Regions from separate parts of the Homo sapiens genome. Here all the other regions are linked to region 2. The links are chromatin contacts, found by Hi-C or POLR2A ChIA-PET in ENCODE. All regions are on one chromosome and are shown on one strand. Each heading gives the region's core, a stretch centred on a gene start or an enhancer-like site at or near the end of the contact. The rest is flanking DNA. Distances are from core to core; before and after follow the strand shown.

Region 1 (7,186 bases), core at 986-3,485, 1.8 Mb after region 2:
AAGCCCTAAGAGAAGTCATAAAAGAACTGATTAATTTGACTTACTAAAAGTCAGATATTTTGGCACAGTAAAAGCCACCATAAGAAATGTCAAAAGACGGCCGGGCGCGGTGGCTCATGCCTATAATCCCAGCACTTTGGGAGGCTGAGGCGGGTGGATCACCTGAGGTCAGGAGTTCAAGACCAGCCTGACCAACATGGTGAAACCCCATCTCTACTAAAAATACAAAATTAGCTGGGCATGGTGGCACATGCCTGTAATCCCAGCTATTTGGGAGGCTGAGGCAGGAGAATCGCTTGAACCCCAGAGTCAGAGGCTGCGGTGAGCTGGGATTGTGCCATTGCACTCCAGCCTGGGTAACGAGTGAAACTCCATCTCAAAAAAAAAAAAAAAGAAAGAAATGTCAACAGACAAACTAGGAAAAAATATTTGCAACTCCCATTACAAAGGACTAATTTCCTCAATAAATAAAGAATATCTATAAATCAGTAGGAAAAGACTAAATCTACTGAAAATAGGAATAAAATAGGAAAAAGTTCACAGGGAAAAAAATTCAATGACACTTATAATATCTTTTCATGCTAAGAGAAGTGTAATCTTTTACTTTTTTTTTTTTGAGATGGAGTCTTGCTCTGTCGCCCAGGCTGGAATGCAGTTGTGTGATCTTGGCTCACTGCAAACTCTGCCTCCTGCCTCCTGGGTTCAAGTGATTCTCCTGCCTCAGCCTCCCAAGCAGCTGGGACTACAGGCACATGCCACTAAGCCCAGCTAATTTTTGTATTGTTAGTAGAGACAGGGTTTCACCATATTGGCCAGGCTGGTCTCAAACTCCTGACCTCGTGATCCACCTGCCTTGGCCTCCCAAAGTACTGGGATTACAGGCGTGAGCCACCACGCCTGGCCTCTGGTGAGGATATTTATATACATAACTTCCTGGAGAGTAATTTAGCAATAGCTATCAAAATATCAAATGCACATGCCCTTTAAGAATTCTAGGAATTTATCCTACGGTAAAGGGCAAAATTATTTATACACAAGCACTGTTACTAATAGCAAATGATTGGAAACAATCTAAATATCCATTCACCAGGGGACTGGCTAAATAAGTGATGGTACATACGTACAATGGAATATTATAAAATGACAGCTGTAAGAAAGAATGAAGAAGCTCTCTATGTAATGATTTCGGATGAATTACAAAACATATTAAGTGAAAAAGGCAAGATACAGAATAGTTACTACAGTATGCTATTATTTATATTTAAAAACTTGCAGGTATAGCAAAGAAAATCATTGGTAATTGCTTTTATAAGCATAAAAATTCTCTGGAAGGGCTGGGCATGGTGGCTCATGCCTGTAATCCCAGCACCTTGGGAGCCAAGCTGGGAGGCTGCCTGAGGCCAGGAGCTTGAGACCAGCCTGGGCAACATAGTGAGACCCTGTCTTTAAAAAAAATTTTTAATTAAAAAAAAAAATTCTCTGTAAGGAAACTAGTAAATGGTAGTTTTTTATGTGATCAGAAGGGAGCAAGACTTTTCACTGTATAGTTTTATACTTTTTTGATTATCTAGCTACGTAAAATACAGTGTTCAAAAATTAAATATTTTTCAAGTTATAGAGTGATATATATAGTACAACCTTAATGTTTTTTTTAAAACACATAAATACATAGAAAAAAGCAGAAAATATACCTCAATGTTAGAGTGGTGACTATCGCTTGGTGTTGGGATTATGGGTGATATTTACTTTCTTCTAAAGTCTTTTAGGTATTTTCTGAATTTTCAACAAAGAAAATATATTACCTACATTACATATTCAGAAAAAAACCACAGAGGTCTTTTTTTCATTATTGATTTTTTTTTAATTGGACCATCTATGCTGCCAAGAACTAGTTTCTTCTTGATTGTGGCAAAAGGAGGAATCCTTTCACTTCTCCTATTCAGCTGAGCAATCTCAGGGGCTAAATGTCTCCACATTTCTAAGCAACAGAAAAGAGGCTATCAAATATGCCTTGCCTTCTGGAAGGACTAAAAAGGTAGCCCAGATGCAGCTGTCAAGAAAAATGAGATCCCTCTAAGAATACGATCATGATGTTACAGCTTTCCTAAGGCCCTGAGTGAATTTTTAAAAATACAATTCACATTCCATAACGCATCCTCCTGAGAGCCCAGAGGGGACATGAGCAGCATGAATCACTGTATCAGCCCCTCCTCCTGACGAGGGCACAACACCCAGAATAGCTCGGTGATGACGCAGCAGCCTGAAACCTTTGAAAGCCCTCATCTTTCAGAGGGAGGAAATGAAAGCGAAAAACAAGTTCTTGACGCAGACTTTAATTCTCAGATCTTTACCAGGCAGAACAGAGCAGCAAGGAAACCGGCACGGATCTTTTGATTCTTCCCACTAGAGCCTGCAGTTGCTAAATGTGTGTGTGTCCATATGACAAATCTGCCTGATTAGCTCTGCTTCTGATTACTAACACTACTGGGGTTCTCAGGATAGGAGGCATGTAAAAAAGGAGAGAGAAAAGATAAAATAAAAACAAATAAAAAAATTAAAAATACTACTGCTATTTTGCAGATGATCATATGCTTTGATATTTTTCATTCTGATGACCAGATACTTTCACAGATATTATCACTTTTTTTTTTTTTCTGAGATGGAGTTTCGCTCTTGTCACCCAGGCTGGAGTGCAATGGTGCAATCTCAGCTCACTGCAACCTCCACCTCCCAGGTTCAAGCGATTCTCCTGCCTCAGCCTCCCGAGTAGCTGGGATTACAGGCATGCACCACCACGCCCGGCTAATTTTGTATTTTCAGTAGAGATGGGGTTTCACCATGTTGGTCAGGCTGGTCGTAAACTTCTGACCTCAGGTGATCTGCCCGCCTCAGTCTCCCAAAGCGCTGGGATTACAGGCATGAGCCACTGTGCCTAGCCAGATATTATCACTCTTAATAACTATAACAAGATATGTGAATAGTGTTTTGCATTTATCAAGCAGCTTTCATTTGAGATTCTCATTGATTTGACTTCCATTTCTCTTTCAGGCACAGATAGTGAAACTGTCTTGTAATATGGTTAAGTGATTACTCTAGATGACAGTTTAATATTAGTAACAGGGCCAAGAGAAGAACCCATTTGCTATTAGGACACAAGTACCTGACCCATTGAGTGGCAGTGCCACTCATCTGGTAGCTATTTTGGTCAGCAGCCTGGGAAACTTGCACTGAGTTTCTGTAAAACACACTGGCAGGATTCCCAAGTTTCTGACTTGGGAGACTGAGCAGGTCAATGCCACAAATAGGAAGAAGGGCAATCTCATGAGAGAACATAAGTTTAGTTTTGGTAATGTTGTGCTCGGGCCTGAAAGACAGCCAGACAGTAAGGTACAGGAGACAGCTAATCTTCTGGATTTAGAGTTCAGCAGAGAGGTGAACCTGCTGAACCCTGAGGTGGGGGTCATCAATGGGTGAGTGATCGTGCAATGTGAGCAGATGAAACTGCTTCAGGAAAATACACAGAGTAAGAAGAGAGAAGGGCATACGGCAGAACTGCATTAAAAAAAATTCCAGGCCAGGCACGGTGGCTCATGCCTGTAATCCCAGCACTTTGGGAGGCTGAGGTGGGCGAATCATGAGCTCAGGAGTTCAAGACCATCCTGGCTAACACGGTGAAACCCTGTCTCTACTAAAAATACAAAAAAAAATTAGCCGGGCGTGGTGGCGGGCGCTGTAGTCCCAGCTACTCGGGAGGCTGAGGCAGGAGAATGGCGTAAACCCGGGAGGCAGAGCTTGCAGTGAGCTGAGATCACGCCACTGCACTCCAGCCTGGGCGACAGAGCGAGACTCTGTATCAAAAAAAAAAGAGAATACAAAGACAAAAGAGTTATATAATTTGCCCAGCACCACTCAGTTAATGGTGAAGCTGAGATTAAAATGTGAGCAGTCTGATTCAAAAGTCCGTAATTTTAACTGCTACGTCACTTTATTTCCCATGGATGTGAGCAATGAGTCTAGATTCTGATCTAGGTTCTAACTGACTCCAAAGACTTTTGTCAGTCTATGATACAATGTTGCCTCCTCAGTCCTAGGATGGTGCTTTTTGCTGTTTTGGGTTTGCTTTTTTTGTTGAGACAGGGTCTCCCTCTAGGCTGCAGTGGCACAATCATAGCTCACTGGAGCCTCAACCTCCCAGGCTTAAGCAATCTTCCCAGCTCAGCCTCCGGAGTAGCTGAGTCTACAGGCATGCACCACCATGGCTGGCTAAGTTTTTAAATTTTTTACAGAGATAGGGATCTTGCTGTGTTGCCCAGGCTGGTCTTGTATTCCTGGCCTCAAATTTCTAGTGATCTTCCTGCCTCAACTTCCCGAAGTGCTAGAATTATAGGCATGAACCACCACGCGCAGCCAAGTATACACACTTTAATACCAATTAGTTGATTAGCTCTTTTCCAATGTGATTACTGGCTGAGAATAAATTCTGATAAAAAAGCAAGATGAGCTTAGAGTTCCAGGTAGTTATACGAGGCCCTGACAGGGGATGACATGAGCGAGAACACACAATTATGCCTGTATTTGTGAGGTCTGATTTTTTTTTTAAATAGGAGGATACTAAACCCCAGTGACTCACTTGACAACTTTATCCAGAACCAAAATGTATTTAAAACACTGCAAATGGAGTAACTGCCAAAGAGAAAGCAGAAACCTTTAAGAATTATTGGATTCTACTCATTTCAAAACTCAAAGCTGATTATAGAGTTTTTGAGGATATAAAGAAAAAGAAACTCGGCTAGGCGCAGTGGCTCACGCCTGTCATCCCAGCACTTTGGGAGGTCGAGGCAGGCGGATCATCTGAGGTCAGGAGTTCGAGACCAGCCTGACCAACATGGAGAAACCCTATCTCTACTAAAAACACAAAACTGGCTGGGCGTGGTGGTGCATGACTGTAATCCCAGCTACTCGGGAGGCTGAGGCAGGAGAATCGCTTGAACCCGGGAGGCAGAGGCTGTGGTGAGCCGAGATCGTGCCACTGCAACACAGCCTGGGCAACAAGAGCGAAACTCTATCTTGAAAAAAAAAAAAAAAGAAAAAGAAAAAGAAACTCAACATTAATAAAGTTTATATTTTAAAAATTTAAGCTACAATCAAACTACCATTCATAAGCGTCAACAAGGTATCTATAAAGTAAAACTCAAAGGGTATTCTAAATATGACAATATTTTATAAATAGTTCTCGGATTGTCCTAGGATGCTAGGAGGAAAATTTAATGAGTCATTGTGTCCTCCTCCTCTTCCTCCTCATCATAGCACATACTAGGAGAGCTCTTCCTATTCTCTTAATGCTTTACATACCACACCAACCCTAGAGGTAGACAGATGCTACCTCATTTCACTGGTGAGGAAACTAAGGCACAAAGAGGTTAAGTATTTTGCCCAAGGTTACACAGCTAACACATGAAGGAGCTGAAAACTGAATCCAGGCAGTCTGGCTCTACCCTGAGCCACAGTACCTATTAACTACTCGTGTCGTAGCTAACATGAGTTAACTACTAACTCTTCTTTTCCCTAGTCACTTTTATGCCTGCTAGTTTTCACAGATACTTTGAGGATAAAGTCTCACTATCCTTACAAAGAAAGCACATTAATTCTTTCTTCCCATTATTAATTTGAAGTAAAGATAGTAATAACAAAAGTCTAAATTTAGGGAACAAGATGAAAATTCTAATTCAAAAAGAATCACAGGAAGAGCTGATTATTTTGTCTCAGGAAAGAGACGTTGATTCTAATTACACGAATCTTATCAAGCCTAAGCAATTAATTATCACTAGAACACACTGGCTTCTAGACAAAAGGATTTCCCACAGGGAAGTACTTTTAATGTCACTGAGCACATGGAGTTTCATCTTTTCATTCTTTTGTTGTTGTGAGATACAGTCTCACCCTGTCGCTCAGGCTGGAGCGCGGTGGCACGGTCTCAGCTCACTGCAGCCTCCGCCTCCCAGGTTCAAGTGATTCTCCTGCCTCAGCCACCTGAGTAGCTGGGATTACAGGTGCGCGCCACCACGCCCGGCTAATTTTTGTAATTTTAGTAGATACAGAGTTTCACCATGTTGGCCAGGCTGGTCTTAAACTGATCTCAAGTGATCTGCCCCACTTGGTCTACCAAAGTGCTGGGATTACAGGCGTGAGCCACTGTGCCTGGCCACCTTCTCATTCTGTAGAAACATTTCATGCATGAAAGTCAGAAATAAGTGAACATATTTTTGCCTTGGCTGTTTTTCTTCCTTTATCCTACCTACTTCTGAAAAAAACCAGCATGGTTTTAAAACCAAAACTAAGATTCAGAAGGAAAAGCTTCCTGGCTGTGGTTGGCTAAGACTGGTCCTCCAAGATGTCTACATTCTAATTCCTAGAACCTGGGAATGTTGCCTTTTATGACAAAAGTGACTTTGCAGGTGTGATTAAATTAAGGATTTTGAGATGGGGCGATTATACTGGATTGTCCATGTGGGCCCAGTATAATTGTAAGAGTCCTTAAGAGGGAGGTAGGAATGGTCATAAGGAGGGGGGTAGGCAGGAATGGTCCATAAGGAGAGAAAGGGATGTGAAAGCAGAGAGGGCTGGGCACGGTGGCTCATGTCTATAATCTCAGCACTTTGGGAGGCTAAGGCAGGAGGGTCACTTGAGACCAAGAATTCAATACCAGCCTGGGCAACATGGTGAAATCCTGTCTCTACAAAAAACACAAAAATTAGCCAGGTGTGGTTGCATGTGCCCGTAGCCCTAGCTACTTGGGAGGCTGAGGTGGAAGGATTGCTTGAACCCGGGAGGTCGAGGCTGCAGCGAGCCATGATTTTGTCATTGCATTCCAGCCTGGGTGACAGAGCGAGACCCCGTCTCAAAACACAAACAAACAAACAAAGGGGGCAGAGAGCTGGGTGCGGTGGCTCACGCCTGTAATCCCAGCACTTTGGGAGGCCAAGGTGGGCAGATCACAAGGTCAGGAGATTGAGACCACTGAGACCATCCTGGCTAACACGGTGAAACCCCGTCTCTACTAAAAAATAGAAAAAATTAGCCGGGCCTGGTGGCGGGCGCCTGTAGTCCCAGCTACTCGGGAGGCTGAGCCAGGAGAATGCTGTGAACCCGGGAGGCGGAGCTTGCAGTGAGCCAAGATCGCACCACC
Region 2 (7,248 bases), core at 3,031-5,530:
GAAAGGAGGAAGTAAAACTTTATTAGCAGATGACACGGCGCCCTATGTAGAAAATCCAAAGGAAGTTACAAAAAAGCTTGCTAGAATAAGTCAATTTAGCAAGACTGCAGGATTCAAGCTCAAAATACAAAATCAATGGTATTTACATATACTAGCAACAAACAACTGGAAAGTAAAGTTTAAACAACGGTACCATCTCATAACAGCATTACTGACAACAGCCAAAAGGTGAAAGCCGCTTGAGGCCAGGAGTTGGAAACCAGCCTGGGCAACATGCCAAACTCCCGTCTCTACAGAAAATTCCAAAAAAAAATTAGCCAGGCATGGTGGTACACACCTGTAGTCCCAGCTACCCAGGAGGCTGAGGTGGGACGATCACCTGAGCCCAGGAAGTCGAGGTTGCAGTGAGCCATGATCACACCACTGCTCTCCGGCCTGGGAGACAGAGTGAGTGAGACCTTGTCTTTAAAAAAAAAAAAAAAAAAGGTGAAAGCAATCCAAGTAAATGGATAAACAAAAAGTGGTATATTCATACAATAGAATATTATTTACCCTTTAAAAAGAAGAAAATTCTGACATATGCTGCAATGTAAATGAACCTTGAATACGCTAGGCCGAGGTGAAATAAGCCAGGCACAAAAGCACAAACACTGTAAAATTCTACTTCTATGAGGCACCTACAGGAGCCAAATTCATAGAGTCAGAAGGTAAAATGGTGGTTCTCAGGGGCTGAGAGAGGAGGGAATGGGAAGTTACTGTTTAATAGGTGCGGTTTCAGTTTCACAAGATGAGAAAAGTCCTGGAGATGGATGCTGGTGACGGCTGTGCAACAGTATGAATGTATTTACCACCACTGCAGATGGTTACAATGGCAGTATATTATGTATATTTTACCACAATTAAAAGTTTTTAAAAATAAAAAACCAATACTACCAGGAAAAACCAGTATCATTTACAATAGCATAAAAATAGGTACTATTTAAGGATATGTTCAATAAAAGATGGAAAAGACTGATATACCAAAAACTACAAAACACTGCTGAGAGATAGTAAACAAAACCTAGACAAATACAGAGATATACACTGTTCATGGTCAGAAGGCTCAATACTGCTAACCGATCAATTCTCCCCAAATTGATCATAATCCCAATCAAAATCCCAGCAGGCTTTTTTGTAGAAATTGACTAACTAATTCTAAAATGTATATGGAAGTGCAAAGAACCCAGAATAGCTAAAGCAATTTTGAAAAGACAAAACCAAGTTTGAGATCTTACCCTGATTTCAAGACTTACTATAGTTTATAAACCCACAGTAATCAAGATAGTGTGATACTGGGATAAAGACAGACAAATAGATCAATGGAACAAAACAGAATCCAGAATTAGACACACACAAACAATTGATTTTTTTCTTTTTCTTTTTGAGATGGAGTCTCACACTGTCGCCCGGGCTGGAATGCAGTGGCGCAATCTTGGCTCACTGCAACCTCCGCCTCCCGGGTTCATGCGATTCTCCTGACTCAGCCTCCTGAGTAGCTGGGATTACAGGTGCCCGCCACCACGCCTGGCTAATTTTTTGTATTTTTAGTAGAGACAGGGTTCCACTACGTTCACCAGCTTGGCCTTGAACTCCTGACCTCATGATCCGCCCGCCTCAGCCTCCCAAAGCACTGGGATTAGAGGAGTGAGCCACCGTGCCCAGCCAGCAATTGATTTTTGACAAAGATTCAAAGGCAATTCAGTGGAGAGATACATCTTTTTAATAAATGGTGCTACTAGATCAATTAGATCTCTACATGCAAAAAACTGGACATTGATTCATACCTTGCACCACGTAACAAAAATTAACCCCAAACGAATCCTAGATCTCAATGTAAAGCCCAAAACTATAAAATGTCTACAAGAAAATACAGGGGAAAACTGTTGGGACTTTGGGTCAGGCAAAGATTTCTTGGACATGACACCAAAAATGCAATCCACAAAGTAACAAATTAGTAAATTAATCAAAATTTACAACTTCTCTTCAAAAACACAGCATTTTGCACTACTGATCATGAGAATTTTTTAGAAGACATTGTTAAGAGGATCAAAATACAAAGCCACAAGCTGGAAAAAAGATTTGTAAATCACATACCTGATAAAAGGCTTATATCCAGAATATATCAAGAACTCTTCAGAACTCAACACGAAAAACCCTACACAATTAAAAATGGGCAAACGATCTGAACAGACACAGCACCAAAGACATACGTATGGCAAATGAGCACATGAGAAGATGCCCGACAACATGAGTCATTAAGGAAATACAAATTAAAATTGTAATGAGATACCACTACAGACATGAGAGTGTCTAAAATTAGAGACTGACCACATCGAGATGTGGACATATCAAAGACATGGACAAACCAGAACTCTCATACACAGTGGATGAGTATATAAAATGTACAACCACTTTGGAAAACAGTCTGGCAGTTTCTTAAAGGTTAAATGTGTACCTACCACATGACCCAGCCATTCCGGTCCTAGGGATTTACCTAAGATAAATAAAAGTGTACATCCACACAAAGACTAACAAACACGTTCACAGCAGCTTTCTCTGAAAACCCATCAACAGGTCAATGGATAAACAGACTTTGGCACACGTGTACAATGACTGTTGATACGCGCAACCACCTGGACAAACTCCAAAATACTTCTGTTGAATGAAAGACGCGATTCCGTTTACAGTAAATGCTGCAAACTCAGACACAGTGACAGAAAGTAGACCAGCCTGTTACCTGGGGTAGGGGATGGCAGAGGAGCGGGGGATGGAGGGGTTCCACAAGAAAACTTCTGGGGACAGGGGAATAAGGGGGATGTTCACTATCTTGAAGGTGGGGGTGGTTTCACGGGTATATACACAGGCCACAACTTATTAAATTGTGTGTTTTAAATATGCTCAGTTTACCATATGTCATTATATCTCAATAAAACTGTTATTTAAAACAAACAAAAAGAAACACTGCATCTTCTAGACGAAGCACAAGGTGGGGGCTAATCCCGGGCTCAGGGGCCAGAGGGAACAGTCTGACCCTTCCTCCCTAACATCTGCCGGGGCTCCGGGGAGGTGGGCACCAGGCTCCAAAGGGCCTGAGGTTTCTTTACTCACGACACTGCAGGGGAAGTCCTGGCCCACCGCAGACACCAAGAAACTGAAACCTAAAGACATTATGTTGCCCAAGGAAGTTACACAGCTTGTAAGCGATATAACCAGATCAAAAGCAATCTGTGTGATGCCAAGGCCTTTCTCCCATTCATCTACCACAAGTTCAAAAACGCCGACCTGAAATAAGTAGGTGAAGATTGTGTGTATGTGTTTAAAACAGACCGTTCTCTCCACTGAAGCCAGACAGTGAGAGCCACTCTGGCCATTCCAGAAGCGTCAGGCACCGTGGGCACAGCAGCTGAACTTCCGGTGCATGAGTGTTTGGGTGGCAGCGCGACAGGCATGGGATGAAGCTGACAGGCGGGTTTGAGTTTGTCTGAGGAGCGGGCTAACCGGCTCCTCCAGCAGCTGCTACCTCCAGCACCACTCCCTCTGCCCCCAGAGGAGAGCACCCAGTCTGGTTCGGGACAGGGGTCTGGGTCCATCTGACTCACAGCCACACCTCGGGCTGGGGCAGAGGAGGGTCCTCTAGCTAAGGCCCTGGGCAAGCAGCAACCCTGCACCCATCCCCACCCAGGGGCAGGGGAAGCAAGCACCTGACAGTGCCAGGTAAGAGGCGAACAGCTCTAGGAGAGTAAGGCCCACAAGCAGCCCGCCAAGCCCCCTGGGGGCACGAGGCGGAATGAGTAGGTCTGGCACTCAGGCCACGAGGGAGTCAACAAGCCAAATACAGCCCCCACCCTTGGCCCCTACAAGCCCTACCTCTAGACTGGGCTGGGAGCTCCTGTCCTGACAGGTGCAGAGCCCATGATACCACAGCGGCCCATCTGCAAACCTCCCCAGGGTGGGGCCACAGAGGCAGCCCAGAGCCCTGGGGTGCAAGTGCACCCTCCTCTCCCGCCCCTCTAACGCTGGGTCGTCCCACCCAGAGACGAGAGGGCTCACCAGTTGCTCTCCCTCCTTCCGCCCACTAATCATCCTTGGCTCTGGGCCCTCAGGGTAAATCAGCTGTGACAGGACGGCGTGGCAGAAGCGGGCCAGGCTCGTGCCGTACCCAAGCCACTAGCTGTCACACTCATCTCAGCTCACGTGACCAACAGGGTTACAAGATAAGGTTCTGTTAATCCCACGCTGCCCTCTTCCCTTCTGTGGGACGTGTTTTGAGGACTTGTGTGTTGACTGCACCATGCAGAGCATATAGCATGGAGGCACCCCTACTGCCATCGGGGGGCAGGTGGAGGGGGGACCGTCCTGCAGCTCCTCCCTGGGGCTACCCCTCTCTTCCCTCTGCACAGACCTGGCAGCCACCCAGACGTCCCGCCTGCTGCCTAGACTCTAAGAAGATGCCCTATCACTCCAATTACCATACACAGTACTGGCGGGGGAGAGGTCCTGCCTTGCCGCTGAAAACTGCACTGCTTCCTCCCTCCAGGGATGAAAGGCCAAAAGAACGAGGGCAGTGTGGAGTCTACGCTCTCGCCAGGGACCTGCAGCCTCTCACTTCCAAGCACACCAACTCCAGCTAACAGGACTGGGCTTCCTTACCTGCCGCCTTCCGCTGCCTCCCCGCAGACACAGCTTCAGCGACGCCCAGGCTGAGACGGCAGAAGAGGTTCCCGCCGGCCGCGGCCTGCCCTCAGGCAGTGGCTCCCAGAGCTCAGCGGTTCCCCGCACTCTTCTGCGCCCGACTCCCCATGCCCCTACATCCTGCGTCCCCTTCAGCCCCGGAGGTACCGTGGGGCCCGGGCCTGCCAGTCACCACCTCCTCCTCCGCCGGCGCCTCCGGGTCCTGAGCCCCTCGCCGGGTCCCTCTCCCTCCTGGGGCTCCTTCCCGTTCAGGTAGGTTTCCTGGACAGCCCGCACCACCTGTCCCTCCTGCACCCCGGGCAGCCAATTCGCCTCTTGCACCCCCAGGCGCCCCTCCCCCGCAGGCCCCCGGGGCCCCACCGGCCGGGCCCTCCCCACCAGCTCGGGGCGGCTTCGGGGCGCCGGGGCCGCTCCCAGGACCACCGCCTCCCGCCCGACGCTCTCCCACTGCCGCTCCCCCAGTTCGCCGGAACTTTCCGGCCCCTCCCTGCGCTCGCGGGGGCCTTCCCCGGACTCGGACGCCGGTTCGGGCTGCTGCAGCAGCCTCCGCGGGCTCCCCTCCCCGCGCTCCTGCACCCCGGCCCGGGCCTCGCCGCGCTCCTGCACTGCGGGGCTGCCTCCGCCCTTCTCCTGGTGCTGCCCGCGGGGCCCCAGCCCCTCCTCCTGCGCCACAGGCCAGCCCGCCGAGCCCGTCCACCACGGCGGGCGCCCCCAGCCCGCGCCGTCCGGCGGCCCCCACACCACCCCCCGGCTGGGCTCGTGGCCGCGGCCGCCGCGCTCCTGCAGCCCCGGGCCCACCCCGCCCTCCTCCTGCACCGCCGGGCCCACCCCGCCCCGCTCCTCCACGCCGAGCTTCAGCCCGCGGAGCTGCTGCGGGCCCCAGCTGAGAACCCCTACGCGCTGCGGCTGCTGCTCCGGCAGCGCAGGGCTCAGCCCGCCGCGCTCCTCCTGCGCGACCCGCCGGGGGCCCCCGACCGGCTCGGCCCAGCGCACTCGCTTGCCCCCCAGAGGCCGCGCGCTCCCACCCCTCCAGATGGTGCTGCCCTCGGCGCCCGCTCACACCGCCCGCCCGCCCCGGCCCTCCCCTCCCGCCCCGGGCCGCCCCCGAGTCCCGCGCCCGCCTCCCCGCCCTCGCCTCCGGGCGTCAACGTCGGCCCGCCGGGCGCCCGCCCCGCGCCGGCCCCCGCAGGTGAGCGCCCGCCCGCCGTCCCTCCTGCCGAGCGCCCCGAGCCCGCCTGCGCCTGCGCCTGCGCCGCCCCGGGGTGGGGGGTGGGGGGGAGTCGGCCCGCCCTCTTAAAGGGCCCGGCCTCATCGCTCCTCCCCCGGCTCCTCCCCCAGCCTCCGGGGCCCTACCCCGCTCTCCCCGACTCCCCCGGGCCCGGCCTGCGCCTTCCTGCGGTGCCGAGGAGCGGTGGCGCCCTGGGTGAAGAAGTCCCGCCGAGTCGAGGGGCGCAATGGAGGAGCGCCGGAACAGGTCTCTCATTCCGAGTAGCTACCGTTGCACTGTGCGAGTGTAAAAGTCACTTCCACCCGGTCTCAGTTGTTCCAACCTCAGTTGAAGTGAGGAGGTTGGACTGGAAGGTTTCTGGGGTCACTCCAGTGAGGCTGGGGTTCTAGTCCCAATCTCACCGTGGCACCCCAAAGGCCCAGAAACCCGGACCATCACCTCTCTTTCCCCGGGGCCAACGGAGCACTCCTGAAGGAGGGAGGGTTTGTCTCAGGCCTGACGATTCCTGATGAGGACTTGGGCAGAAACAGCCCCAGGCAAGCGGACCTTCATTCCTGCACTTGAGCCGTCTCCTCCCTGCCCCCACCCCAGAAGGAGAAAACCCAGCGCTCGGATTCCCAGCGGCGGGGCAGCCTGCAGGCCCTGTTCCCAGCCCACAGACCCATGTCCCAGCCCAAACGGAGGCAGCCCTGGGCAGCGGGCGCGTGGAGCCCAAGGGCTCAGGGCCACTCAGCCCTTGTTACTGTCCCTCATCTAGAAAATGGATGTAATAACAAAACAGTTCACGGTAGGTGGCAAGATCAGACACATCGGAAACTGTGTAGGGCTGGCTCTTTCTGCGCTCACACTGTCCAGCAATGGGCCCCAGGGACTTGGCCAGAGCGCAGTAGGGCAATGAGAAAGGGGTGGCTTCTGGAAACCTACACGAGGCCCAGTCTGGGTGGATTTGGGTGGCGGTCCCTTGCCTGCGAGGTGGGCAGGGCAACTTTCTACTAAATTATCTAACACTGCCAGTAATGGCAGCCCTTCCCCAGGGAGCCAGGAGGCTGGGCCAGGACCACCCCCCTGTCGCCTGGCTTCAGGAAAGAAAGTGGGGAAGACAACAGATTTGGGAGAAGGAAACTGAGGAGGTTTTCTCCCAGTCTCCCTCACGCTGCCTCAGTCATGGCCATTGCTAAGACTCACAGAGCCCAACTGTGCAAGGCCCTGCACTTCGCATTCTTCTCATCCAACCCCATGACAACCCAAGGAGACACATAATATCCCCATTTTACACGTGGCAGAACTGA
Region 3 (7,251 bases), core at 481-2,980, 1.4 Mb after region 2:
AGAATAGTGCTTAGTAAGAATGATAGAGTGAAATACTAAAACACCAATTCAGGGTTATTAAGGACATCTGTTGGGGGGGGGCTAACTGCCTCTCTTAATCACTAGAGAAATGTTAAGAAAGTTTAACAAACATTTTCGTGTTTCCATCTTCTGAAATGATATGAGGCTTAGATTCCCTAAGCAATAAAGCTAGGACCGTGCTGTCTCATCAAAGTTACACAAACGATTCTAAAACGGCAATCAAAAAACTGACACACGGAAAAGCAAGTGACATCGACAACAGAGTTACGGAATAAACTCTCACCTTGCTTCCGGACCGGCATTTTTCTCCAGAATCAGGAAGAGGGCACACACCTTTAAAACACACAACGGAAAGGAAAAAGGATAGAATCATGTTAAACTAGCATTTTCCCCTATCGAAATAGAAAACCCTCGCAGCCTATTTGAAAACCCCACGTTCCAAAGTTTTACCAAGTCAAAGAAAGAGTCTCAAAACGCAGCAGTTGTCTGTCAACGTGGAAAGCTTTTCCTTGGAGTGGGTACCCCTCCAAATTAAGAACAGACAGAAGTCGGCTTCCAAACTCTCCTCGAAAGCGTCCCCTCCCCAAAGAGCCTAGACCTGAGGCCGCCTCTTCCCCCGCACAAGTATCCACACTCCCCACCTGCTACTGGGTACGGGCGGGTGAAGCGCTCCGACCCTTGGCCCCTGAGCCAGCAGCGGCCGCAGAGCGCTGAGAGGGGACCAGCGGGACTGGCCGCCCGCCCTGCTCGGGCCCCCTCCTCTCGCTTGCCTTTCTCCTTGCTCGCTGCCTCCGGGCTGCTCCAGCGGGGGCCGGACAGGGCAGCGGCCGCTCTCCGCGACGCCCTCGCGCCCCGCATGCACACCTCCGCGGGCCCCCACACCTGCGGCGCCGCCACAAAGTTCCGGTGAGCGGCGTGCGCTCGGAACTGGGGTGCGCCCCGGCCAGACTCGGAGCAGCTCCCCAGCCCGGCCCCGCTCCACGTACCCCCGCCCCGCCCGGGGCCCGCGGAGCCGAGCGGAGGGGGCGAAGGGACGGGGGAGGAGCTCCCCTGGGCCGCCGCACCCCCGCGGCCTCGTCCTCCTTCTCGGCCGCGCCGCCTCCTCGCTCGCCGCGGCCCCCCGGCCCGCTCGCCCAGTTGCTGCCGCACGCCCCACCCCCGGAACCTCGCCTCCTTCCGCGCCCCCAACCGCTCTCCCCCGAAACTTTCCGCCAAGATGGCGGCCCCCGAGCTGGCCTGCCGCGCTCCCACGTGACCGCTTTCCCGGCGCTCTCAGCCAATGGGAAGTGAGGAGGCGGCTCGCGCCGAGCCCCGGGCTCCCCGCGCTGCTACCTTCGGGTTGGAAGGGGGAGGCGGGTCGGGGGAGGGCAGGGGAACGGAAGGGGTACCCGGGGAGCATCCTAAGGGAACCTCTTCGCTTAAAAGGGCGGCCGCTGAAGTGGCTCTGAGAACAAAGGAGTTAACACTCGGACTCCACAGGTGGCCCGGGGTGGCCCTGGAGGAGCCCGCCTTTACCTTGCCCTAGCCCACCGGCGCGTCCCGCAGTTCCGAACTAAACGCGCCAGGCCGGGAAGGCTCGGGCTGTCTGAAGAGAGGCGTGACCTCGCCTACACCAGATCCAAGGCGCACATACCGAGACACCCCTCAACCTCACTCAGCAGTGCCGTTTCCAACTCCGCGGCAGAGACAGCGCCTGGCGACCCCGGGGGTAGATCCCCACCGGGGAAAAGCCGCCTTAAGGAGGAGCCAACTGCACCTCCCAGGGGGCGGGGAGGGCGGGGCCTGGGAGAGGGAGAGGGAGGAGTTCGGGGAGGGGTGCCAACTCTGCATTGCCTTCCACTCCAGGCTGATTGTTAAGTTACTCTTCGTCCCTTAGTAATAGGCTTGGGGGGAGGGGTTTCATTACAGAAGGACATATGAAATAGAGACACTGGTTAACTTGGCAAGAGTTTGAGGGTTATAGTACAAGATTTTTAAGCCTAACTGATTAATTCCGAGTATGGTATACTTAAGGGTGGGCAGAGAAGGTTTGTTCATTCATTCGCTCATTCATTCATTCATTCATTTCCCTCAAGCCTGCGTCCCCGCCCGGTCAGCATCGCAGGTGTTACCCAAACTCTGACGGTCCCTTTAAGAACTCACCCGGAGTCGCGCCCTCCGAAGCTGAGCCGCCCTCGGCCAGCGCTGCAGGTTTGTTTCGTGCGCACCTCCGGGCGGAATTACCGGCCGGCTGGGACCCCGCTCCCGGTCTGAGCCACCCAGGTTATAGAAGGGGAATCTCGGGAAGCTTTCCAAGTCACTGCCCACGTCTTCGAACTTCCTCGGGGTGACGAGGACCTCCCTATTAGGAGGTCCAGAGAGAATTTGCCCAAAGTTACCCCGAGTGAGTGACAGAACTGGAAACCCGGAGATCCTGTCTTTCAAAACCGGAAGGCTCTTCCCAGTAAACCTGACGGCCTCTGACTGAGGCCGTATCCATTGGCTACCAAAGGGAAGGCCGAGGAACCTCGTATTGTAACCTTAACAGCTACTCAGAGGTATACTGACCACTGGTTTTACTTTTGGATTGCACCTTAGAATCCTAACTTACTGTAAGGACCCACCGACTTTAGAACCTATCTAGGACAAGGAACCGAGGTCCGGAAAAAGGGAAGCAACTTGTCCAAGGACATAGACGCTAATCAGTAACAGAGCAGCCGAGAACTCAGGTCTCCTAGCTCTAGTCCAGGGCTCTTTCTCTTGTGATTTTGGACAACTTGACAGAGAGGTATGTTGGTATGTTGGCAGCAGACCTCTGTGCTTTCCCGGATCAAGCATCCTGGGATCTTGAACAACAGTTAAAGCAACATTGCATAGAGAAAATGGGATAGAAGGGTCAAACGGTGCTGAAGGCAGAGGTGTCCTAACAGCCGGGAACTTAACAGAGGGACGGAATTTATTTAGTAGTGAAAGTGGCTCATGACAGGCATCATACTCTCAAGACTTCGCTGATGGACTGTGAATGGGATGGTTGCAGTAAGAAACCATTCTAACAATGGAATCTCTTCAGAATTCAGAAGAAACAGGGAGGGAAATTTGCCCTCTCCCTTGATAACATTTATTGTTCATATATGTTCACTTGCTAGGAAACGGGGATAGAAATAAATAAGATCCGAGTCCTGCTCTCAAGGATACACAGCCTTGTAGCAAGTACACAAAGGCCAATGCACCTTTTCCCAGGGGACACTGAGGAGTCAAAAACAAAATTTGTGTGAGTTCTCAATGTCATCCTAGCCTTCCCCTAAAAGCAAAAAGGAGGAAGGGGAGGAAAGAGGACGTGTCCTTTTTTCTTGTCATTCTGTGTGACAGCCCTATTTGGTTGTCAGCGGTGTACAAAAGCAGCAGTGAACCCAGCACTTGTTCTACCCTTAGCCTAAGGTGCCGGCAGCAAGTGCCTAGCAAATGAACATATATGAACAATGAATAAAGGCTCTTTACTCTTCATTCCTCCTTTCTACCCATCTTTATTAGTTACTTATTGCTGGATAAAAAAAAAGTTCCTCAAAGCTTAAGGGTTTAAAACTTATTAGCTTAGTAAGTTAAACAGCGATAAATATTATCTCAGTTTCTGTGTGTCAGGAATTCAGGAGCGGCATAGTTGGGTGGTTTTGGCTCAGGGCATTATGATGTTGCAGTCAAGAAGCCTGCCAGGGCTGCAGTCATCTGAAGGCTTCAGGGGGACTACGGGAGGCTCTTTCAGCATGGATCATTCACATAGCTAGTAAGTTGATGCTGGCTATTGGGCGGAGGCTTCAATTTCTCACCATGAAGACCTTTCTATAGGGCTGCTTGAGTGTCTTCATGACGTAGCGGCTGACGTCCAACAGAGCAAGTGATTCAAGATGGCGAGACAGAAGAAGCCACAATGCCTTTCATCACTTAGTCTCAAAAGTGACACTCTGTCATAGTCTGTTTGGGCTGCTATAACAAAATACCTTAGACTGGGTGATTTATAAACAACAGGAATGTATTACAGCTCTAGAGACTAAGTAGTCCAAGATCAAAACACCATCAGATGTGATCTAACAGTCATGAGAATAAAAATTAAAAAAAAAAAAATGGCCAGGCGCGGTGGCTCATGCCTGTAATATCCAGCACTTTGGGAGGCCAAGGCAGGTGGATCACGAGGTCAGGAGTTCAAGACCAGCCTGGCCAAGATTGTGAAACCCCGTCTCTACTAAAAATATAAAAATTAGCCAGGCATGGTAGCAGGCACCTGTAATCAACTATTCAGGAGGCTGAGACAGAGAATTGCTTGAATCCGGGAGGCGGAGGTTGCAGTGAGCCGAGATCGCGCCACTGCACTCCAGCCTGGGCGACAGAGCAAGACTCTGTCTTAAAAAAAAAAAAAAAAAAAAAAAAAAAAAAAAAAAAAAAAACACCAAGAGATTCAGTGTCTGGTAATAGCCCCATTCCTCATGAATGGAGCCTTCTTGCTACATCTTCCCATGGTGCAAGGGACTAACAAGCTCTATCTGGCATCTTTTATAAAGGCTCTAATCCCATTTAGAAGAGCTCCACTTTCAAGACCTAATCACCTCCCAAAAGCCTCATCTCTTAATATGATCACTTTGAAGGTGAAGATTTCAACGTATTAATTTAAGAAGGACACAAACATTCAGACCATAGCATACTCCATAATATCCGATCAGTTACTTAGATCAGCCTCAAGGATATGAATACCAGAAAGTAAGACTCACTGGAGGCCATCTTCTTGGAGCTGGCTACCACATCATCACAACATACAAAGCAATGACATCTGGATTTTTCTTTTCTTTTTTTTTTTTTTTAGACCGAGTCTTGCTCTGTTGCCAGGCTGGAGTGCAGTGGTACGATCTCGGCTCACTGCAACCTCTGCCTCCCGGGTTCAAGCTATTCTCCTGCCTCAGCCTCCTGGGTTGTTGGGACTACAGGCATGTGCCACCACGCCCAGCTAATTTTTTGTATTTTAGTAGTGACGGGGTTTCACCATGTTGGCCAGGATGGTCTCGATCTCCTGACCTCGTGATCCACCCGCCTCAGCCTCCCAAAGTGCTGGGATTACAGGTGTGAGCCACTGCACCCAGCCCTGACATCTGGATTTTTCTAAGCAACTTTTATTTCCTCAAAGTTTTCCTTACTTTGTGCAGTGAGCAGCTGCCATTGAATAGGACACAATATTGGATCTAATTTTCCAACTTCCTCATTAAATATATATATATATACACACACACTATATCTATCTATCTATCTATCATCTATCTATCTATCTATCTATCTATCTATCTATCTATCTATCTATATCTGTCCTATCTGTCTGTCTATCGATAGTTAGATAGACGAATAGAAGAAGTTACTTCAACAAAATACTAGCAGGTAAAGCTGTTCACTTTCCAGCTCCAAGTTAACTTGCCTTTTGAAGAGCTTAAAAGGCTTCGGAGTCAAAGACCATGGGGAAAGGCTCAGATTTCCCATTCTTTTATTGAAATGTCAGAGAGTCAATGTCAAAGATACTGTCTCTAAGTTCCAACCCTTCCCTTCCCAACCATCCTGCCCAAGCCACCTTTGCAGCTTCACATCTCTGTCTTTGTCTTCTCCTCCATCTAGGCCCCAGCTTATAAATCTATGAAGGTGTCCAGGTCCTGCCAGACTCCGCTGCATCTTTTGCTTTCACTCCAGCAGGGTAGCAGCATGCTGCCTGTGCCAAGGCAATCACTAAAAGGAAAGGATTTAATGCTGTCAAAAAAGCTTATGCCAGCTTAGGCTGCAGGAAGAGGAACAGTGTCAAGTATGTTGAAAGTGGACATATTGGTCAGACCTCCATGAGAGCCTAGGGGGCATTGCTTAGCAGCACGCTTTTAAAGGAATCTGAACAAACCAGCATGTGGAAAGAAGAGAGTAACCACAGCAATCAGGAAACAACTGTACAATCTAGGGCCATTTCATTGGAAAAACAGAAGTCTCCAGGGAGCTGCAGTCATCAAACAGGCTTATTCTGTGTACCCAGTGGGCAAGTACAGTCAATGGATGAAAATTCAACCAATGGACAAACACAGGAAGTTTTTCCTTAACATGAGTTGTCAGAAACTGTCCAAAATTCCAAAGAGCTGCCTCAAGGTAGTGGAAATTTTTTTTTTTTTTTAATCAGGAAGGTGCTGAATGAAGCCAGCAAGGATTCTGTGTCAGAGGGTGGTAGATACCCAGGACATAAGGTTGAACCACGTGACCTCTGAGACCACAGTTCTAAGCTGTTGAAACCTCAGTCCCTGCTGAATACTGAAATGGTATTAGCACCCTTTAGTCTACATCAAGAATTCGTTCTACCCAGTTTTGGTGGTACCAAGACTGATCTCTTTCTCATAGATAATTCTTAACAGAATAAAAGCTACAGGTTGAAACCAATTCCCTTTAAAATGTGGACAGTTGACCATCTCCATGATAGGTAGTTAGGCACTGAATTAATGCTTTTTAATGGAAGAGCCACCCTAAGATTCCTGGAGTGTGGTATAATGGAGTACTAAATCAGCATAGGACTAATAACTGCCTCCCGTGTAAACTGGTCTATCCGGAGAGTGGTATAGCCTCTCATACAGTGTTCAAAGGCAGATTTAACTCACTGCAGGTCCACAGCAACCGATAAGATAAACTCGTTGGTTATGGTCTCCCACTTTGCAAAGGAGAGCACAGAGGAAGAGGAAACTGAGATAACTTGGTTTAGGACCCCACAGCTGGCTGGAGCTGGGCTGAACATTAGTTCATTGTTTCTTCGATTAATCTATGCTGCTTTTTCTCTACTTGGCTCCTTTTCTAAATTAAACAAAACAAAACAAAAAACACTGGGCACAGAGTGGTGTATATGTGTGTGAGAGAGAGACAGAGATAGAGAAAGACTAAGCGAAAGAGAAAAGAGAGAGGCTGAGTGAGATTCAGATAAAATAAGGCACAAGTCATGGGCTAGTCTGTTGTACAGTGTACTTGTCATATATTTGAATGCCTTTAACAATGGAGACAGTTTTGATGGAAATAGGGCCTTGAAGAAATGCATATCCGCACCCTGGTGGTATGTTATAACTAAACGGGTTGGTTTTTTGTTTCGGAGTTTTTTGGGTTTCTTTTTAATGCAAAGGTATATATTTAAAATACCCTGTAGCTTCCTTCTCTCCTTCATTTCATTTCCTTAAGTATGAGAGAGGTTTTCTGGATGACGGGACA
Region 4 (6,492 bases), core at 329-2,828, 1.2 Mb before region 2:
TTTAAAGATGAACTAGAAACCCAAAGAGGAGTTCTCTGAGGAGTGGGGCCATCTCTGTTTTTCCTGGGAGGAAAACCAAGGAGAGAAAAGTTGACAAGTTCCGATCCTGGTGTGAGTGAGTCACGGTGCAGGTGGGTGGGTGGCTGGGCAGGCTGCAGAGCCCATTTCCTTCCCTTCTACAACCCAGTGTGACCCAGTTGGGGGATGGCGCGAAGGTCGAGGGGGAGAGGAGCTGTTAGAGCGCGGTATGGGTGTGCATGTTTCAGCGCTTTCATGCTTTCTGTGTGTTTGTTTCTGTTGTAAACTCCAAACAGATGTCTCTAGTTTGGCTACACCCGATCAGCTGGAAGTTGTAATAAGATGCTGCCAAAACTGTGCCTTCTGCAAATTATATTTTCCTTTTGCCCCTTGAGGCCTCTCTTCCTGTGTTGCAGAAATGGATCTCACTCCTGGCCTTCCCTGGTGTCCTGAGGCCACTTTGCTTTGTTTTCATCATAAATATGTTCTGAGCAGCTAGACCCAGAAATCCTAAGGAGTCTGGAATTCACTGGAACCATAGAGGAAAGAGGGGTGAAAGATTTTCTTCCTAATTAACAGGAATGGTTCAGGCATAGAACTATCTTTAAAAAAGAAAAGCAAAGGGGGCGAGTGGAAAATATGTGTGTGTGTGTGTGTGTGTGTGTGTGTGTGTATATATATATATATTTTTTTTTTTTTTTTGAGACGGAGTTTCACTCTTGTCACCCAGGCTGGAGTGCAATGGTGCAATCTCAGCTCACCGCAACCTCCACCTCCCGGGTTCAAGCGATTCTCCTGCCTCAGCCTCCCAAGTAGCTGGGATTACAGGCATGCGCCACCACGCCGGGCTAATTTTGTATTTTTAGTAGAGATGGGGTTTCTCCATGTTGGTCAGGCTGGTTTCAAACTCCCGACCTCAGGTGATCTGCCCACCTTAGCCTACCAAAGTGCTGGCATTACAGGCGTGAGCCACTGTACCCAGCTGAGTGGAAAACATTTAAAAAAAATTCAGTCTTAAGGGCCTTAGGACGTCCAGGCCTTTGAATCTATTATATTTTGGCTTGGTTGTGCGTCCCGATCCCTCTCCCTGAATACCTCAGATACACATCATTGAATGACATTAAAAACCCCAGCTAGAGAGAGGTCAGGAAAGTCCAGTCTCAGCCCAGCCACCCATCCCAGCCCTTCCACACCAGTGTGCTCACCTGATAAGCAGACGGCTGTGTGGGCCATCACTAGCCTGCGTGACTAGATTTCACATTTGAAATTATTCCCATGCATAGCCAAGTTCCTCTGCTGTTTGAAACTGATGAAGAGATGAGACAGAGTGAAGATAATATGGCTAATACTTGGGAGACAGGGCAGGGTCTGTGTGTCTTCATTCTTATCTAGTTTAAGTGTCCTGTGAGAATGCCAATGTTGGCTTTCATCTGTGACTGACAGGCATGTGGTGGTTGGTCCAAAAGTTCAGGCAAATAGTGTTGAAACCAACACCATCAATAAATATAAAGCAGCCATCTCTTTAAAGTCTGATATTTCCTCTCATGTGATTTATAAATAGGAAGGGGGGCTTGAAGGTTGAGGAGGAGGAAGAAGAAAATAAGCAGGCTGGAAAGAGCCAGCTCCCTTCCTCCTCCGTCTGTGCCCTCCCCATCTCTCCTTCCTCCCCTCTGCTTTTTGGCATCGATCCCCACTGCACCTCAGAGCTCTGACTGATGTAATTCTAGAAGAGATGTGAAGGTGACACGTGATTCACCTCTTCTGACTTCTCAGTCTTCCAGGGATGATATCACTAGAGTAAGAAGAGATGTTTTGAATGAAAATAAAAGAAAGACCCTAAAACTACTTTGCTCCTGGAGCTCAGAGGGAAAAGAATGGAGCGACAAAAGCAAAGCTAAGTCATTAGATAAAATACACCTTCCAGAAAACACCTGAAGTCTGGTTTACTCATCAAATTTAGCTTTTCTTTCCTGCAAAGTGAGGCTCATGTTTCTCCATGACTTAACCTGATGGTACTTTAAATGCACTGAGACACTTTCCACGTTCTTTCCCAGCCTAGGTAATCCTCCGTGTTCAACAATGCAGCATCGACTGCATGAAAAACAGGGTGACTCCCGGCGGCACGCGGTCCTCCAGGGGTGGCAGCGTGAGTCTGGGAGGAGGCATTCATCGACTCCTCACAGCACAAACATCCCATGTTCACTTCTACCATTTGTCGCATATGTAAGCAGGAAGGTGGGAGGAATAAAATGGCATAAAATAAACAATAGTATTTCATACCCTCCCAACTATGACAGCTTCAGAGAACCCCCTCCACACACACGTGTGTGGACACACATGGTTTCCCTAAAGAAACACCTCTCACTGCCCCACAGTCAGCAGAACAGATTTTAACCAAATTAGAAAGGCTCTGTTATACTAAGAAAGCACAATTCCCTCCCAGGGGACAGAGCTGTTTTTGAGGGTTCTGCTTGTGAGTAGAGAGAGAACTGGTTGGAAGAATCTACCCCTGGCACCATACTGGAGATTTAAAAATCTCATTGTAGTTGCCAAGGATCACGAGAAACATAGAAATTCTATTAGGAGCAAGTTGCCGTCTTTTTAAACAGGATTTAGTAATTTAATAAGCAGAACTCTTTCCTCTGTGTGGTATGCATCAGTAGTCCCAGCATCTGCTGCTAAGTGATGCATGACAGAGCTAGAAATGTGCACGGACTGCTGGGGTAGGAGCCATGACTGACACATGGGGAACTACTCAGGGCTCCAGGCAGCCAGGAGGGTGCTAGGCCCAGGGCGCTCTGCACTCTCTGCTCCAGGCTTGTTGCACATGTCCACTGTCTTAGTCCGTTTCGTGTTGCTATAAAGAATACCTGAGGCTGGGTAATTTATTTATATTTATTGATTTATTTATTTTGAGACAGAGTTTCACTCTTGTTGCCCAGGCTAGAGTGCAATAGCATGACCTTGGCTCACCACAACCTCCATCTCCCGGGTTCAAGCGATTCTCCTGCCTCAGCCTCCCGAGTAGCTGGGAATATAGGTGCCCTCCACCTCACCCGGCTAATTTTGTGCTTTTTTTTTTTTTTAGTAGAAACAGGGTTTCACCATGTTGGTCAGGCTGGTCTTGAGCTCCTGACCTCAAGTGATCCACCCGCCTTGGCCTCCCGAAGTGCTGGGATTACAGGCATGAGCCACCATGCCTGGCAAGGCTGGGTAATTTATAAAGGAAAGAGGTTTATTTGGCTCAAGGTTCTGCAGGCTGTACAAGAAGTGTGGTGCCAGCTTCTGCTCTGGTGAGGCCTCAGGCTGCTTGCACTCATGGCGGGAGGTGAACTGGAGCAGGAATCAAATGGCAAGAGGAAGGAAGCAAGAGATAGGGAGAAGGGCAGTGCCAGGCTCTTTTGGACAACCTGCTCTCGAGTGAGAGAGAAATCACTCATTGCCTCCGTCTCCCCACAGGGAGAGCATTAACCTATTCATAAGGGATCCACCTCCATGACCCAAATACCTCCCATTAGGCCCCACCTCCAACACTGGGATCAAATTTCAAGAAGAGATTTGGGGGAACAAATATCCAAACTACAGCGGCCACACCTGGATCTGGCTTGACCAGTAGCCGGGGCCGTTTCTGTTCCTTCTGGCTCACCCCTGTTCGTAGGCCCAGTGTCCCCTAGACCAAACCCCCACTGCTTGCTCTAAAGCTCTTGTGACCCAGTTTGAGCGCCTTGACTAACCATCGTCTTGGTGGTTTGAATGGTGAGAAGATGGCCCTGGAACTTGGCACTCCTTCCTTCCTCTTTCTTGAGCTGCTCAGTGGTACCAGAAAAGGACCTTGTTTCTAACCCTCCATGGGGAGTGACATTTCTGAAGGCCTCCTCTTCTCCCCTCCTCTTCATCTCTACCCCTTCCTCCTTCTCCAGTTCACACCTCATTCCCCTATGGCACAGCTCCCCATCTGAATTTCTCCTTTCCACAAACCTAGCTGATATCTTATATTGCCTGAAAGAAAAGATAGCCCAGGCTTTAAAGGAAAAGCAAACCAAGCACAGAGGCATCAGCCAGCACCAATCCTGCAACTCCAGGGCATGCTAAGGGACCAAGACCCACGGGTCCAAACTCCTAGACTGATGCGCTTTTAATAGGCCTCCAGTTATTTTATTTTATTTTTTTGAGACAGAGTCTTTCTCTGTCACCCAGGCTAGAGTGCAGTGGTATGATCTTCACTCACTGCAGCCTCTGCCTCTGGGGTTCAAGTGATTCTCCTGCGTCAGCCTCCAAGTAGCTGGGATTAGAGGCGTACACCACCACGCCCAGCTATGTTTTTAAATTTTTAGTAGAGGCGAGGTTTCGCTATGTTGGCCAGGCTGGTCTCGAACTCCTGACCCCAAGCGACCCGCCGGCCTTGGCCTCCTAAAGTACTAGGATTACAGGCGTGAGCCACTGCACCCAGCCTAGGCCTCCAGTTTTTCTGGCATATAAATAAATTGTTCCCTTTGGGATGGCAGAAACTGGCATTTGGATTTCCCCTTACTTTCCCCCTTATTTGTACTCCCACATTTCATACATGGTAGCTGCTTGATGAGAACTATTTCTGACATTGTTCAGCAACCCCCCCCCCACCCCCTACTCCCCAGACCAAGTGTGAATGAATATGTACTAGATGCATGACGCTGGAGGTAAAGAGGCCGGGGGTCTGTCTTCCTGGGGAGAATGCTGCCGGTGGGTGGGGTGCAGCCCCCAGGGGAACTTCGTCTTCTTTTGCTCCCACCCTTGGTATCTGGTGTGGTGAGACCCCATCCTAGAAGAGTGGATCTAGTTTGTGGGTGGAGAAGCTCTTGCCATTGTATCATGGATATGAATCATTTGTGTCCTTCCTGGTTGGCTGAATTCTTCAAGGACAGGCATATGTCTTAGGCAGCTCTGATTTACCTCACTTAACATGGGGTCTGGCACCTAGTAGGTACTCAGGAAATGCAAAGGAAGGAGTAAAGGAGTGATTCCACTCCAGGAGAGAACAGGTCTAATCAAGTTCAAGGTCATTGTCCAGAAGTAGGAACCAAGGTTTCAAGGATATATGTTTGGTGAGGAGGGAAAATTGGAAATCATTCAATTCCTCACCTCTCCATGAGGTATATTTAATTCCCAAGAATTTCCTTGGAATGTCCCTGACCTTCTAGGGAGGGGTGGTTCTGGTTTGGAGAAGGATGGTTTATTTGGAATCGGCTTTGAACGGAATTGGAGTCTTATCCCTGCTCATCCCAGCCCCAAATTAACTGCCCAAACCTCCCTAAATTGTGCCAAATGAAGACTCAAACAATGTGATGGTGTGGCAGAAAGCCAGGGAGACACGGGTCCAGGCCTGGAGAGCCCTGGACTTCCTCAGTGTGTGAGTCAATCAAGTCACTTCCCCTCTCCAGCCCCAGGATCATCCCAGGTAAAGTGGGTGCCCTTGATTAGACAATAACAAGACTTTCACTATTGTGACGTAAAGAAGCCAAGGTTAAGGTCAAGAGTGTTTCTCCCTTCCCCCTTTCCCTAGTAGGACAAAACAGAAGAAGCCTCTGACTATGGGCTAGAAACTATCTCGGGCTCTGAGGACAGGGCTCGTCTTCAGGACCTACGTTCCTGGACCTTCACCAACGTCTGGTTTGGAAGTGACATTCCCTTGGCGAAGCCAGGAACCAGCTAGTAGATATCCCTTTCATTACCTCAAAACTTAGAGGCCATGGTGGGTCCTGAAACGGCAACTGGCACTGAATCCAAGGGCCAAGTTAGGGTTCAGAGAAGTGCAATCGCTTGCCTAAGATTACTCAGCAAGCTGGGACCAGAACTCAAGGCCCCTGACTCCAAGTCCTACACTCTTTCCCATGAATCCTTTAAGGTGGGGATAAGTTAGTATGGAGGCAACCCAGGGTACTGTCCAAGGAAACTTGGCAGAGCCTAAACATCTGGTCAAAGGCCGTGAGGGCATCTGGCAGCAGGGAGTTTGGGGCTCCTGGCAAGGGAGACCAAGACCCACTTGAGGAAGTCTGGGAAGAAGAGTGAGTTGATGGCCTGGGGAATGCTTCCCTGTCTGTCTTGCAGCAGGCTCCTCCTGCTCCAGGACTCACCCCCATCCTGGATTCTTTCTCTAAAAGGGTTGGGTCTTGGCTGATGACTGGGGAGTCTCCCTACCCTCTGCTCCAGGATTAGCCAATCATGGCTCACCAGTTCATTTCAAAATCTTGAGAGCCAGACACAACCTCATCACCCCTTGGTTCCAATCCTTTCATTTTACAGATAGGGAAACTGAGGCCCAGAGAGGGGAAAGGACTTGTGCGTGTGCCACAGGAAGCTTACAGCAGAGCCAGGATTAGAACCCAGGTTTTGTTTTCCCCAGTCTCTTTCTAAGATGCCACACTGCCCTCTTTCAGACACTCTCAGCAACAATGTAGGGAGCCCCACTGCCCTGGGGACACCAGCCAGTTGTAAGTG

Evidence for each region. Hi-C counts contacts between places; a loop is a spot of excess contacts on that map. ChIA-PET counts read pairs that join two places held with the same protein, here RNA polymerase II (POLR2A). Pooled maps may share reads with other maps.
Region 1: a map with no recorded cell type shows a loop between it and region 2 (12-fold over the local background). The contact joins the enhancer-like site here to the promoter of TNK2-AS1 in region 2. A Hi-C loop is called at or near these places in 1 of 37 single-sample maps with no recorded cell type and 3 of 50 pooled maps. POLR2A ChIA-PET finds 5 or more read pairs at or near these places in 1 of 52 experiments (Panc1).
Region 3: a pooled map shows a loop between it and region 2 (5-fold over the local background). The contact joins the promoter of DLG1 here to the promoter of TNK2-AS1 in region 2. A Hi-C loop is called at or near these places in 1 of 37 single-sample maps with no recorded cell type and 6 of 50 pooled maps. POLR2A ChIA-PET finds 5 or more read pairs at or near these places in 1 of 52 experiments (activated CD4-positive, alpha-beta T cell).
Region 4: a loop to region 2 is called in a map of OCI-LY7, with 9 times the contacts of the local background. The contact joins the enhancer-like site here to the promoter of TNK2-AS1 in region 2. A Hi-C loop is called at or near these places in 2 of 168 maps with a recorded cell type or tissue (OCI-LY7 and gastrocnemius medialis), 6 of 37 single-sample maps with no recorded cell type and 9 of 50 pooled maps.

What each region holds. Positions count from the first base shown.
Region 1 is chr3:197,710,221-197,717,406 of GRCh38, forward strand. The region is part of intron 2 of RUBCN (rubicon autophagy regulator); the gene reads right to left. Among named protein-coding and RNA genes, the nearest start is that of RUBCN, 23 kb to the right of the region's middle. RefSeq lists enhancers at 1,777-2,397, 2,118-2,412, 2,121-2,490. Within about 2 kb of position 2,236, at least 39 of the 41 ENCODE cell types and tissues checked have a DNase peak (open chromatin) inside an H3K27ac peak, as active enhancers do; they include Panc1, where a contact is called at or near this core.
Region 2 is chr3:195,903,796-195,911,043 of GRCh38, forward strand. TNK2-AS1 (TNK2 antisense RNA 1) reads left to right here and starts at 4,281. Exons shown (of 2, transcript NR_145450.1): 1 at 4,281-4,983; 2 at 6,070-7,248. TNK2 (tyrosine kinase non receptor 2) reads right to left here and starts at 4,756. Exons shown (of 16, transcript NM_001382273.1): 1 at 4,690-4,756. RefSeq lists enhancers at 2,970-3,019, 3,070-3,299, 6,290-6,339 and silencers at 4,970-5,219, 5,270-5,459, 5,510-6,159.
Region 3 is chr3:197,296,882-197,304,132 of GRCh38, forward strand. DLG1 (discs large MAGUK scaffold protein 1) reads right to left here and starts at 1,731. Exons shown (of 25, transcript NM_001366207.1): 1 at 1,655-1,731; 2 at 305-354. The coding sequence starts at 323. It overlaps DLG1-AS1 (DLG1 antisense RNA 1), which reads left to right and starts at 1,366. Exons shown (of 3, transcript NR_038289.1): 1 at 1,366-1,729; 2 at 2,097-2,211; 3 at 5,647-6,870. RefSeq lists silencers at 658-1,287, 1,778-1,907.
Region 4 is chr3:194,689,453-194,695,944 of GRCh38, forward strand. No RefSeq gene overlaps it. Among named protein-coding and RNA genes, the nearest start is that of FAM43A, 6.8 kb to the left of the region's middle. RefSeq lists an enhancer at 128-247. Within about 2 kb of position 1,579, at least 8 of the 41 ENCODE cell types and tissues checked have a DNase peak (open chromatin) inside an H3K27ac peak, as active enhancers do; they include OCI-LY7, where a contact is called at or near this core.